3 separate regions of the Homo sapiens genome follow, and all the other regions are linked to region 2. A link is a contact called in ENCODE Hi-C data. All regions are on one chromosome and are shown on one strand. Each heading gives the region's core, a stretch centred on a gene start or an enhancer-like site at or near the end of the contact. The rest is flanking DNA. Distances are from core to core; before and after follow the strand shown. Region 1 overlaps FIRRE (firre intergenic repeating RNA element). Region 2 has its middle 51 kb from the start of APLN. Region 3 overlaps FIRRE (firre intergenic repeating RNA element).

Evidence for each region. A loop is a pair of places that touch in the nucleus more often than their neighbours do. Pooled maps may share reads with other maps.
Region 1: a loop to region 2 is called in a map of mammary epithelial cell, with 8 times the contacts of the local background. The contact joins two enhancer-like sites. A Hi-C loop is called at or near these places in 1 of 168 maps with a recorded cell type or tissue (mammary epithelial cell), 3 of 37 single-sample maps with no recorded cell type and 6 of 50 pooled maps.
Region 3: a map of naive thymus-derived CD4-positive, alpha-beta T cell shows a loop between it and region 2 (16-fold over the local background). The contact joins two enhancer-like sites. A Hi-C loop is called at or near these places in 2 of 168 maps with a recorded cell type or tissue (B cell and naive thymus-derived CD4-positive, alpha-beta T cell), 9 of 37 single-sample maps with no recorded cell type and 16 of 50 pooled maps.

What each region holds. Positions count from the first base shown.
Region 1 is chrX:131,744,704-131,749,089 of GRCh38, forward strand. The region is part of intron 8 of FIRRE (firre intergenic repeating RNA element); the gene reads right to left. Among named protein-coding and RNA genes, the nearest start is that of FIRRE, 84 kb to the right of the region's middle. RefSeq lists enhancers at 1,692-1,751, 1,922-2,271, 2,332-2,391, 2,502-2,691. Within about 2 kb of position 1,853, at least 18 of the 41 ENCODE cell types and tissues checked have a DNase peak (open chromatin) inside an H3K27ac peak, as active enhancers do.
Region 2 is chrX:129,601,598-129,606,041 of GRCh38, forward strand. No RefSeq gene overlaps it. Among named protein-coding and RNA genes, the nearest start is that of APLN, 51 kb to the right of the region's middle. Within about 2 kb of position 2,479, at least 20 of the 41 ENCODE cell types and tissues checked have a DNase peak (open chromatin) inside an H3K27ac peak, as active enhancers do.
Region 3 is chrX:131,810,091-131,814,537 of GRCh38, forward strand. The region is part of intron 2 of FIRRE (firre intergenic repeating RNA element); the gene reads right to left. Among named protein-coding and RNA genes, the nearest start is that of FIRRE, 18 kb to the right of the region's middle. RefSeq lists an enhancer at 2,971-3,240. Within about 2 kb of position 3,186, at least 17 of the 41 ENCODE cell types and tissues checked have a DNase peak (open chromatin) inside an H3K27ac peak, as active enhancers do.

The sequences.
Region 1 (4,386 bases), core at 603-3,102, 2.1 Mb after region 2:
TTCACCAAAAATGCCATCTTCAAACATATACTCAGTATAACATCTACCACGATTAAAAATTTATAGCATTGGCTGGGCGCGGTGGCTTACAACTGTAATTGCAGCACTTTGGGAGGCCGAGGCAGGTAGACAGCTTGAGCCCACGAGTTCAATACCAGCCCTGGCAATGTAGGTAGAACCTGTGTCTACAAAAAATACAAACTATAGCTGGGCATGGTGGGGTACAACAGAAGCCCCAGGTACGTATAGGAGGCAGAGGTGGCAAGATCACCTGATCCCAGGGAGATTGATGCTGCATTGATCCATGATCATCATGCCACTGCACTCCAGCCTAGGCAACAGTGAGACAGTCTCATATATATATATGGCATTTAAAATTTTGTAATATATCTCCAGACAGATATAAATACACACACACTTGATACAGTTTAAATATAATTGGATGCATAATGTTTGAAATTTGTACAAAATCTGCAGCATCACTTTATGCTCTTTGAATATATCTACATCAATATATACTTTTGAGTGCTTTAATTTTTTTGTATTTTATTCTACAAGAACTTTAAGAAATTATAAAGCAGAAAACATATGGTAGGTCAAACATAGTGAGAAGAAATAATCACTTTTCCCTATGCACATATAATATGGACTTTTTAAAACTAATGTTCAATTTCCTCTGTAGTATAACAGGTTTTTTACTTTTTATTTTAGATATGGGTTTTCGTTGCCGGGCAGGTTAGCTCACGCCTGTAATCCCAGCACTTTGGGAGGCTGAGGCGGGCGGATCACAAGGTAAGGAGATTGAGACCATCCTGGCTAAAATGGTGAAACCCGTCTCTACTAAAAATACAAAAAATTAGCCGGGTGTGGCGGCACACGCCTGTAGTCCCACCTACTTGGGAGGCTGAGGCAGGAGAATTGCTTGAACCCAGGAGGCGGAGGTTGCAGTGAGCCCAGATCGCGCCACTGCACTCCAGCCTGGGCGACAAAGCGGGATTCTGTCTCAAAAAAAAAAAAAAGATATGGGGTTTCGCTATGTTGACCAGGCTGACCTCGAACTCCTGACCTCAAGCCATCCTCCTATCTCAGACTCCCAAAGTGCTAGGATTATAGGCATGAGGTGTCATGCCCGGCCACCCAGTAGTATAACTGTTATAAACAAGTTTTCTTCACTGATAATTTGAGCACTTTTCTAATATAATTAATTATCCATAGAAATAATGATAGGTTTAAAAGTATTGGCACTTTTTAGAACTGAGTTTGTAAAATTCATATAACATAAAATTAGCCATTAAAATGTGTGAAATTGAGTGGCATTTAGTACATTCAAGATGCCGTGCAAGCATTACCACTACATAGTGGCAAATCATTTTCATTACCACAAAACAAAACCCCGGACCCATTAAGCAGTCATTCCGCATTGGGCTCTCTCTCTGCCCAGTCCCTGACAAACACTCATCTGCTTTCCCTCACTACTGATCATAACAAGTGGCCGTTTTCAACTTCCTTCTTTCACTTAGCTTGTTTCAAATTTCATGTATTGGTTATCTATCTCTTTGATATCTACCTTTGTTGTTGTACCTGCATCCACACAATTTATCACCTTAAGGAGACAATTTTATGCCATGAAACTTGCTGGACCTGTAACTGTGTGAAGTAAATCATACCCAGATAGACTCAGTGAGGAGTGTATTTAATTTCTGAAAGAACAAGATTCCTGATGAACCTGGGTGGTTTAGGCCTCATTTTGTTTTCACACGGAGTAAAAAAAGGAAAAATTCAACAGTAAGACCAGGTTGCACCAAACTGGACAAATCTCCAGGAAGCCATGTTGGGTGGTGCCTTTGTCTCTGGGTGGCGTTTTTTTCAGCCAGGAAGGGCGGGAGAAAAGGGCGCCAAGAGAGGGCTTTCTTGAAAATATGGAGTACTACTGCCACCGTGAGGAAATCGTTTAATAACGCAATACGCCATTATAGCTTCTTTCCGGGAAGCCTGGCTGTGGGGGAAGGTCTGATCTGTGCGGTGGTGGAAGAGGTTTGGGCTCCAGGCTAGGTCTTCTTGGCTTCTCCTGGAACTCCTGAAGAGAAACCTGTACATTGGCGATATCTTGGTGTAGAACCTGGAGAGTGAGGGGCTTGCAATGAAGCAGCAGCTGCCCAGCGGTCCTGGCACAGGAAGTCGTGGGGCGGGGTCTCGGTTCCTAGTGTGGGCAGGACTGCAGGAACCCACTCAAACACAAATGGAGGCTCTTGGGGGCATCTGTCTCATGTAATTGCCCCTTGGAGCAAGAGTCAGCTGGCTTTCATGTGCTGTCATCTTGCTATGGGTCTTTGGGTCTCTGGTAGCATAAGTACCGCGCAAAATCAACAAAGGTATTCAAAGGGAAGTTTACAGGATTTGCTATTAGAACCTTCACTCTCCAGGTTCTATACCAAAATATCGCCAATGTCCATGTCTCTTTTAAGGCCTTAGACAAGAAGGCAAGGACTCCCAGCCTGGAGCCCAAGCCTCTTCCACTTCCCCACAGACCAGTCCTTCCCCAACAGGTAGTCCTCAGAGAACGCTGTAATAATGGCGTAGGGATTCACTAAACGACTTCCTCGCGATGGCAGTAGTGCTCCAGATATGCCAAGAAGCCCTGTCTTTGAGCCAAGGTCTTCCGCCCTTCCTGTCTGAGAAAACGCCACCTATAGACAAATCACAACCAAACGTGGATGCCTTCTATTTTGCCCAGTTGGTAGTCAGCTGGTCTTACTGCTGCACTTTTTCTTTTTGTTTTGCGCTTGAAATCAAACCAAGGCCTAAACCACCTGCCTCCATCAGGAATCTTGATCTTTCAAAAATGAAATCTCCTCCTGACCTAGTCTGTGTAGGTTTGATTTACTTCAGAGTTACAGGACCAGTAATTTCCGTGGCATCAAACTGTCTCTTTCAGGGGATAAATTCGGTGGATGGACATACAAAAAGAAAAGGGCTTAAAGCTTGGAAAAGATCTTTCCAGTAAACAATTAAAAAATCCCAGGGGGAAGGGTGCGGTGGCTCACGCCTGTAATTACGGCACTTTAGGAGGCCAAAGCGGGCAGATTGACTGAGGTCAGGAGTTGGAGACCAGCCTGGCCTACGTGGTGAAACTCCGTTTCTACTAAAAATGCAAAAATTAGCTGGGGGTGGTGGCGGGCGTCTGTAATCTCAGCTACTCAAGAGTCTCAGGTAGGAGAATTGTTTGAACCCAGGAGACAGAGGTTGCAGTGAGCCGAGATTGTGCCACTGCGCTCCAGCCTGGGCGACAGAGCAAGACTCGGTCTCAAAAAAAAAAAAAAAAAAAAAAATCCCAGGGATCTTGGACCTGGCTCCCTGATCAGACATCCAGGGAGTTCTTCGTATTCTAAGAGCCTTCTGTAGTGCATTGTAGGCAACAATTTCGCATGAGCCATTAGAGGAGAAACCAGGTTACGCACATTACCACATGCCATATATATTCCAAATGACATGATACTCATAGTACATATGTTTAATTCCTGTCAAGGTGGCTCAGAGTTTCATCTCATGGTCTCATCATTTAACATCAAAACACAGCATGTCACCATGCCATTACATATTCTTCAAATATTTCCTGAGAATTTATGGGGTGTGTGTGTTCGTGTTTGTGTTTGTGTGTGTCTCTGAAAGTTTTATAATTTGTCTTTTAGGTATAAGGATTACAGTACTCTCCAACTAGTAAATTGAAGCATAATGCTTGACAAAGATTAAGAAAAATCCATGTATTAATAATGAAGAAAACTGCTACCATACAACTTGTCAAGGCAACTCATGAACTTTTGGATTATTTCCATGCATATCTTTCAATATGTACATACACTGTTAATTTCATGCAAAAAATAAATGTGTTAAAAGTGGATTACTGTGCACACTGTGGTGTGGATAAGACCAAGTGTGTATTTTACCGAATCTTTCAGATGTGTGAATTCATTTGAATGTCAACCGTACTAAGTTTATATGTCAACATGTCACGCCTTCAATATAAATAAAGGTAAATCTTAAAATAGGGCCTCAGGAATATTGCCTTAGAAAAGTAGACACTATCGCCGGGCGTAGTGGCTCACGCCTGTAATCCCAGCACTTTGGGAGGCCGAGGCGGGTAGATCACAAGGTCAGGAGATCAAGACCATTCTGGCTAACACGGTGAAACCCTGTCTCTACTAAAAATACAAAAAAAAAAAAAAATTAGTGGGGCATGGTGGCGGGCGCCTGTAGTCCCAGCTACTTGGGAGGCTGAGGCAGGAGAATGGCGTGAACCCGGGAGGGAGCTTGCAGTGAGCCGAGATTGTACCACTGCACTCCAGCCTGGGCGACAGAGCGAGACACTGCCTCAAAAAAAAAAAAAAA
Region 2 (4,444 bases), core at 1,229-3,728:
TCCATCAATGTTTCAAGTTATTTTGAAAGTGTCAACAATGGTTGGGAGGTGATCTCACTGCTGAAAGGTAATGACTTCGATCTTCTCTGGAGAGGGGTCAGCTGGGAAGGAACGATGGAATCAATCGAGGCAGTTGGAGAGGCGGGGAGAAACACAGTTGTGACCTGGGAAGAAACAGACTAATCCCTGGCCAGAAGATGGCACAGCAAAGTGGAGAGGAAGGAGACCAAAAGGGAATGGGGCTTGTTACAGGTTCAGTTGTATCCCCCCAAAATCGATATGTTGAAGTCCTAATCCCCAGTACCTGTGAATGTGACCTTATTTGGAAATAGACTCGTCACAGATATAATTAGTTAAGTAAGATGAGGTTATACTGGGAGTAGGGTGGGCCCTAATCTAATATAACTGGTTTCCTTATAAAAAAGGGAAATTTGGACAGAGACACACACACAGGGAGAACACTGTGTAAAGGCAAAGGCAGGGATCAGGGTGATGCATCTCTAAGCCAAAGAATGCCAAAAATTGCCAGCAAACCATCAGAAGCTCAGGATGGGCATGAGACAGATTCTCTTTCACAGCCCTCAGAAGGAACCAACCCTGCTGACCTCGATTTCACACTCTGGCCTCCAGATCTGTGAGACAACATGTTTCTAAGCCTCCCACTGTGGTACTTTGTTACTGCAGCCCTGGGAAACTAATACAAGGATTTTGGAGCCATGGAATAGTGGTAAAATCGTAATAGAATTTCTTCACTCACTTCTAGGACTGTTGGACCTGATACGTGGGGGTGATGGCTGAAGGATAGAAGTTTCCTCCTCTACCATTCTATCATCCCCTCCACAATCACATTTCTCATTTCTTTTCTTTTTTTTTTTTTTCTCTCTTTTTTTTTTTTTGAGACAGAATTTCGCTCCTGTTGCCCAGGCTGGAGTGCAGTGGCGCGATCTCGGCTCACTGCAACCTCTGCCTCCCAGGTTCAAGTGATTCTCCTGCCTCAGCCTCCTTAGTAGCTGGGATTACAGGCACATGCCACCACGCCCGACTAATTTTTCATATTTTTAGTAGAGACAGGGTTTCACCATGTTGGTCAGCTGGTCTCGAACTCCTGACGTCAGGTGATCCACCCACCTCGGCTTCCCAAAGTGCTGAGATTACAGGTATGAGCCACATTTCTTGAACGAGTTGTCTCCACTTGTTGTCCCCACTTTCTTACCTCCACTCACCCCTCAACCCTTTCTAGCCCATTCCTCTGACATGATTCTCACCAAGGTCACCAGCAACCTCCATGCTGCCAAAACCAAAGGTCGTTTCTCAGTCCTCACCTAACCCAACCTCTCAGCAGCATTCCACCCCTTCTTCAGGAACACTCCCTTCACCGGGGTGCAGGAACTCCACACTCTTCCCAGAGTTCCTGCTGCCTCACCAACCACTCCATCTCCATCTCCATTGCAGGCTCCTCTACTTTCTTGGCCCCGCCACTAGATGATGGCATGTGCTGAGGTTTAGGCTTGGGTCACTTCTCTTCTTACTCTATACTCTCTCTCTCGCTCCATAAACCCCACTCACTCCTCTGTCTGCAGCTGTCTCCAAACTCTATCTGAAGCAGTCTGTTGCTGCCACCATACACTTCAGACTTGTTTACAGTGGCATTACATCCTATTCAGGTTTACATCCTTTTTTTTTTTTTTTTTTTTTTGAGACAGAGTCTCGATCTGTCACCCAGGCTGGAGTGCAGCTGCATGATCTCAGCTCACTGCAACCTCCACCTCCCGGGTTCAAGCGATTCCCCTGCCTCAGCCTCCCGAGTAGCTGGGATTACAGGCGTGCGCCACCACGCTTGGCTAATTTTTGTATTTTTAATAGAGATGGGGTTTCACCATGTTGGTCAGGCTGGTCTCGAACTCCTGACCTTGTGATCTGCCCGTCTTGGCCTCCCAAAGTGCTGGGATTACAGGCGTGAGCCACTGCGCCTGGCCAACCATGCTCATTTGTTTATATATTGTCTATACTTGCTTTGGGGCTGCAACAGCAGAGTTGAGTGGTTGCTACAGAGACTGTATGGTCTGCAGAGTCTAAAATACTTACTATCTGACCCTTTACAGAAAGTTTGCCAAACTTTGATCTAGACCAAGCTTGTCCAACCAGTGGCCCGTGGGCTGCATGCGACCCAGGACAGCTTTGCAGGCAGCCCAACACAAATTCATAAAATTTCTTAAAACATTATGAGATGTTTTTGTGATTTGATTTTTTCTTTCTTTTTTTTTCTTTAGCTTTTCAGCTATCGTTAGTGTATTTTATGTGTGGCCCAGGGAAGCCAAAAGATTGGACAGCCCTGATCTACACTGTGGTCTCAGCCTTCACCACTGAAGGCTTGGGGTCCCTTAACATAGTCAGACAGCCAGATGGGAAGGGCTCCCTGGCAGAACCTCCCACGGCCTGCGCACTGGGAAGAATGCGAAGTGGGGTGGAGCCACATAAGTTCCTGTCATTTGCAGCCGGGAGGCGCCAGGCCCCTCCTCTTCCTGGGTGGAACCTGAGATTCAGCAAGCGGAGACAACTCTTTCAAGAAATGTGGCTCACGGCCGTGATCCCAGCACTTTGGGAGGCTGAGGCGGGTGGATCACCTGAGGTCAGGAGTTCGAGACCAGACTGGCCAACATGGTGAAACCCCGTCTCTACTAAAAATACAAAAAATTAGCCGGGCGTGGTGGCGTGCACCTGTAATCCAGCTACTCCTCAGGGGATATAGTAAAGACTAATGACCAAAACTCGAGAGAAAGGAGGGGGCTTGCCATTCCTAGGGCATGGCTCACCATCTGCTGCCAGAGGACATTGGAAGTCAAAGGGAGGCACCAGCAGTGGGTCAGTGACAGCTTCAGCCTCTGCACTACATCCTGAGGTGTCCCCAGTCCTCATAGCACATGCCTGCAGTCTGAAGACAAGAGAGGGAGCTGAGTTTCCTGAGCCAGGCTCCTGTTCAGTCACCCCAGACCAGCTTCAAGCTCTGGCCCACAAAGTCATCTGGGGTCTGGTTGTCTCTCAGCTCCCCTCCTTGGGACATGGATCCTCACCTCTTGCCATACACAGGCTCCAGTGTGGAAGGGATACAGGATGGGGCATTTGGGGGTTCTTTCTGACTGGCTGTGACCCCAGAGAGGGAGGTGTCATGCTGGAGAGTTGGACAGCCACCCTCTATGGCGACCAGCCCTACCACCCGGCCTGGAAACATGCCCACTGTGGGGAACCCAATTGTGAGATTCCCCTCTGCCTCACCCCAGTTTTCTGGGCGGAGATGTCCACAGGCAAGTGTGGGCGGGTCCTCTGGCACATTAAGCTTTATCTGTAGGCTGGTACCTATGAAATCTGGAAGGCTGGGGATTTCGGAATCTCTGACCCATTCAACCTGGAGCATCTTGCTGAGTCCCACCAAGAATGGAGACCTCAGGGCCTAGTTGTTTGATTTGCGAAATGTCATTTTAGGCCACCTCCTTACCAGCGGGTCCACTGCACAAATGTCTTGCTCAGATCCTTAAGAGCTGAGGAGTGCCAACAGCACTCCTGACGGATGGGTGGCCAGCAGCAGAGGCAGGAGCCCTGTGCCCTGCCAGGGGAGAATCAGGAATGAAAAGCTTTCCCAGTGCTGGCTGGGCGCGGTGGTTTACGCCTGTAATCCCAGCACTTTGGGAGGCCGAGCTGGGTGGATTATGAGGTCAGGAGATCAAGACCATCCTGGCTAACATGGTGAAACGCTGTCTCTACTAAAAATACAAAAAATTACCTGGGCGTGGTGGCACGCGCCTATAGTCCCAGCTAGTTGGGAGGCTGAGGCAGAAGAATCGCTTGAACCCAGGAGGCAAAGGTTGCAGTGAGCCCAGATCGTGCCACTGCACTCCAGCCTGGGTGACAGAGCGAGACTCTGTCTAAAACAAACAAACAAACAAAAAACAACTTTCCCAGTGCTTACAAATCCATCTTCCATCTCACCTCGGCCTGCAGTGTGCTGTGTGACCACTAAGAGGCACTGTGAGGTCACAAGAAGCTTGGAGAAGCGCGGCCACCATTTCAGTCCCAGCCTCCGGGAAGTGAGAAAACCCCTAGGGAAAGGTGCAGGATTCTGGGACTCTTTGGGACATCCCTCCCTGGCAGAAAGGATCTATTCTAGTCAGCAGTGGGGACCTGGGCTGGGCACCTCATGCTGGCCGTTGCGAAGGGTGGTGCAAAGAGGAAAAGAACAGAGACCTAAAGGGGCCCTAATTCATCCCAGGCACCGGCCACTGGCAGATGACTGGCCCAAACAAGCCCGGAGGGCCACACTGCAGAACCAAGCAGGAGGCGGAGCCGAGCAGGGAAGGCGGGACCCTGGAGGACGTCTTGGCTCCTGGCTTCGCGGGTTCTTTGGGATGTTTTAGGAAGGACTCTTGACCTCCAGATGTGTGGTGGTTGG
Region 3 (4,447 bases), core at 1,936-4,435, 2.2 Mb after region 2:
CCTCCGCCTCCTGGGTTCAAGCGATTCTCCTTGGGTTCAAGCGATTCTCCTTCCTTAGCCTCCTGAGTAGCTGAGGTTACAGGCAACTGCCACCATGCCCAGCTAATTTTCTTTTGTGTTTTTAGTAGAGACGGAGTTTCACCTTGTTGGTCAGGCTGGTCTCGAACTCCTGACTTTGTGATCCGCCCGCCTCAGCCTCCCAAAGCGCTGGGATTACAGGCATGAGCCATCGTGCCCAGCTGCAAAGAAAGTTTAAATACCTTATGCAAAGTCACAGAAGAATAGTTAGAAACAAATTTTAAAATCGGATTAGTCAGGCTTCAGAATTCACATTCTTAAGATCTAGATTAGGCAAACTGTCAGCTCACTTCCAAGGCACTTTGAGGAAGCCTCCCAACTTTTATTGGTTTTCTTGCATTCTCCAAGTCTCAGGTCCAGGGAGGACTCAGGTAACAAATTCAGTTCTATCTTGTATTCTTGGCATAGGGGAACAACTGGCAAAAATAAGTCCGACTCAGTTGACCTTCCAATTATTAGTCCACCTGTTTATCAGGCCAAGCCCTTTCCACAATCTGTTCCTTTTCATTGCAAGCTTTAAAAATTCTGGCCAGGTGTGGTGGCTCGCGCCTGTAATCCCAGCACTTTGGGAGGGTGAGGCGGGAGGATCACGAGGTCAAGAGATCAAGACCATCCTGCCAATGTGGTGAAACCCCTTCTCTACTAAAACAAATACAAAAATTAGCTGGGCTTGGTGGCATGCGCCTGTAGTCCCAGCTACTCAGGAGGCTGAGGCAGAAGAATTGCTTGAACCCAGGAGGCAGAGGTTGCAGTGAGCTGAGATAGCGTCACTGCACTCCAGCCTGGCGAGCAGCTCAAGGGAGAAATTCCCATAAAGACCCCACTTATCCCTAGCTACCTATAGGCCCAAGGACCCCTTTGGCTCAGAAAAAAAAAGATAAATTAGAGTTGGGAATGTAGAAATATACAGTCACATTCAGGTTCTAATGTTTTAATTTTTAAAAATGCCGACGTTGTTTAACTATATTTATGGGTATATGGGTATTCGTTAAGGCTGTTTGCCAAATATTTCAATTACTCCTCCTAGATACTGTTAAGATAGTGGTATTTGGCTAAGGGATGGAGTCAAAACCATAGATCTGATTAAATAAATACCTAACCTACTCCTGAAATCCTGCCAGAATCCTTTATAGGAGAACATAACCAGGACATAGAGCAAAACAGCCAGATTACATAGTCCATACAGATTAGCCATTTGATACACAGAGAAGTAGAGAAAAATGAAGAGTGGATTAAAGAGGAGAAAATAGAAATATCAGGGAAAAAAATCCAACATACGCTATTATGCAATTGGTGTTTAAAGAAAAAATACATACAGATTATAGTAATACGATAGGTCATTTTGTGTTCACTTATCTGAATTCCATATTTTCTAAATATTCTGTATTGAGTCTATTACTTTTAATTTTAAATATTTCTACTTATAAATATTTATATAAATAAAAATATTTCTATTTCTTATAAATAAATAGCTATTTTCATATTTTTAAATTATACTTTTGGATAACTAAAGTACAACTGTCAAAATGCTCATACTATAACCAAGAGAAAAAGTATAAAAGAAAAAATATGCAGGACAATGCCCAATTTTTGTAAACATGTATGTGTATATACAAATTAAAATTTATCGGCCAGGCGCACTGGCTCACACCTGTACTCCCAGCACTTTGGGAGGCCAAGGCGGGCCAATCACCTGAGGTCAGGAGTTCGAGATCAGCCTGGCCAGCATGGCGAAACTCCGTCTCTACTAAAAATATAAAAATTAGCTGGTCACGGTGGCACACGCCTGTAATCCCAGCTACTTGGGAGGCTGAGGCAGGAGAATCACTTGAACCCAGGAAGCAAGAGGTTGCAGTGAGCCGAAATTGCGTCACTGCTCTCTAGCCTGGGTGGCAGAGCAAGGCTCTGTCTCAAAAATAGAAAAAAAAGGCCGGGCACGGTGGCTCATGCCTGTAATCCCAGCACTTTGGGAGGCCGAGACGGGCAGATCATCTAAGGTCGGGAGTTTGAGACCAGCCTGACCAACATGGGGAAACCCCATCTCTACTAAAAAAAAATACGAAATTAGCCGAGTGTGGTGGCACATGCCTGTAATCCCAGCTACTAGGGAGGCTGAGGCAGGAGAATCGCTTGAACCTGGGAGGCGGAGGTTGCGGTGAGCTGAGATTGTGCCATTGCACTCCAGCCTGGGCAACAAGAGCGAAACTCCATCTCAAAAAAAAAAAATTATCAATATATTTAGGTAAATAAAGCATAAAGATGTGATCAGTGTTTGTCTCAAGACTGTGGAATGATAAATAGGGTGAACATTCCTTTCAGTGTGCCTTAGGAAGTCACGGTTCACACAGTTGTCCAACTTGGACAATAAATTATACAATTATCTAAGGAGGATACACAATGTACATTCTCTACCTAACTGCCCAATTAATTATTTAAAATGTGTTGTTTCTTTATTCATTCAAAGCATCGTGTATGTGAAAATTAAAACATGAATATATGAGGCATAAAAATATAAAAGTGTAAGAAAAGGTCATACGATAAAGTTGATAATGTTTTAACATATTAGTTCAAAACCTATGGAACAGCTTAACTCTGATGTCTTTAAATGATAATAGCTAAATATGAGTATTTATTTTGAACATCAAGTTTGAGCAACTGAAATATTTATTAGTGAGTTCTCCATCTGGAAAGACATTTAAAAAGAAGGATGCCATTTTGGTTACTTTCTAAAATATGTGAGCCAGAAAATGGAGTACGCCATAAGAGCCTGGGAAATGAGCCAGGTCAAAGACCACAACGTCTGATGGAGACAGATAGCCAAGCCTCATACAAGCTTTGGAGTTCCAGCAATATCTTTTCCTCATGCACGGACTCCTTGGGACTTGAACCTTGTATCAGAAAACTTGAAAATGGGGAAAATCCTGCATATCTAATGGTGACCGATGAGGAGATCTATGAAGCTGTAGTAGAGGAAACTGAATTACTGAAAAGAAAAGATGCCTAATGAGAGTGGGTGGTTTTAGGCTTCAGTTTGATTGTATATGGAAAGCAAAAGCAAAAGCGCAGCGGTGTGAGCAAGTTTCTTCAAACTGGGCAAGACACAAGGTAGCCATATTTCCTGGTGGCTTTGCCTGTTAGTGGTGGTTTTTTTCAGATGGAATGGGAGGGAGAAGAAGGCCTGGGGGCAGGGTTAGTTGGCTTTTCTGGGCCCATACTGCCATCGCGAGGAAGTAGTTTGACAAAAGCAAAAGCTTCGGGTTTGAACTTCCCTCCTATCTAGCAGTTAAGAAAGATGTAGCAAATTCAAAGGTTCAACAGGGCCTGACCCCAAGATGGGCCTTCTCAACTTCAACTCTTAGGCTTTCCAGGAGTTCAGTCTGGACAAAGGCAAAATCTCAGTGAAGAAGCTGCTAAGTAAGGTACCAGGACTGATGCAGGGCTTTGGTTTCCTCTCACTGTGGGCAGGACTATGGAAAAACTACAGTCTACACACAGCTTCTGGGCATTGGTCTCCTGACCCTGCCCCTTAGACCATGAGACATTTGGGCTGGCACAAGATATCCCTGTACTTTGGGGTATGGGCCCCAATGTTAGCAACGTTAGAATGTGAGGAGGGGGAAATGAATCTCATTCGAGGTGGCATCTAACAGCAGCTGGAGGTCTCAGGGACACCAAAAGTCTGGTGCCTCTGTTGCCTAGAGCAAGAAGGATCTGAGGAAAAGGAGCATGTGTCACTGTGCCAAGTCAATAAATTCCAGAACATCAATAAGAGTGCAGATATACACAACCAGAAGGCCTGGAGGTATTCTCTGAGCCCAGGAGTTAACAGCTGTAGTGGCTTTGCAGCATTTTTTTCTAGGGTCCATTGTGAAGGCATACCCACGTGGAGGGATCTGCTCTCATTTCATCTCTCTTAATGGGACAGAAATGGTTTCTTTAGCTTTCTTCTAAGGAAGATGAGGCTTTTAAGGCTCAGGATCTAACTGTTCATTAAGATTAGCAAGTATTGTTCTCTGTGCCTGCTCCTTAGCCTTTTTCTGATGAAGATTCCTTGTAGGCCTGACAAGATATCCTTCAGGGAGTTGAGTACATCAGGACCCCCAGAAAACTTGCCTCTTTAGTACCACTCTTTCGTACCAGGGATGATCTCTGTACATGATCCTTTAGAGAAAATGCTGAGCAGTCCATGAAAACAAGCATGAGTATTTTGATATTCTTTCTTCTGCTCTCTTCTAAATCTATTCCATTTGAATATTTGCATGAGTACGTGTATGTGTGACACTCATGGGTTTGTTGGTATGACTTTAGGCTTCCCCATAGTTTGCAGATCTCCTTGGGTTTTGAAATTTTTCCTTTTCCTTTTCCCTTT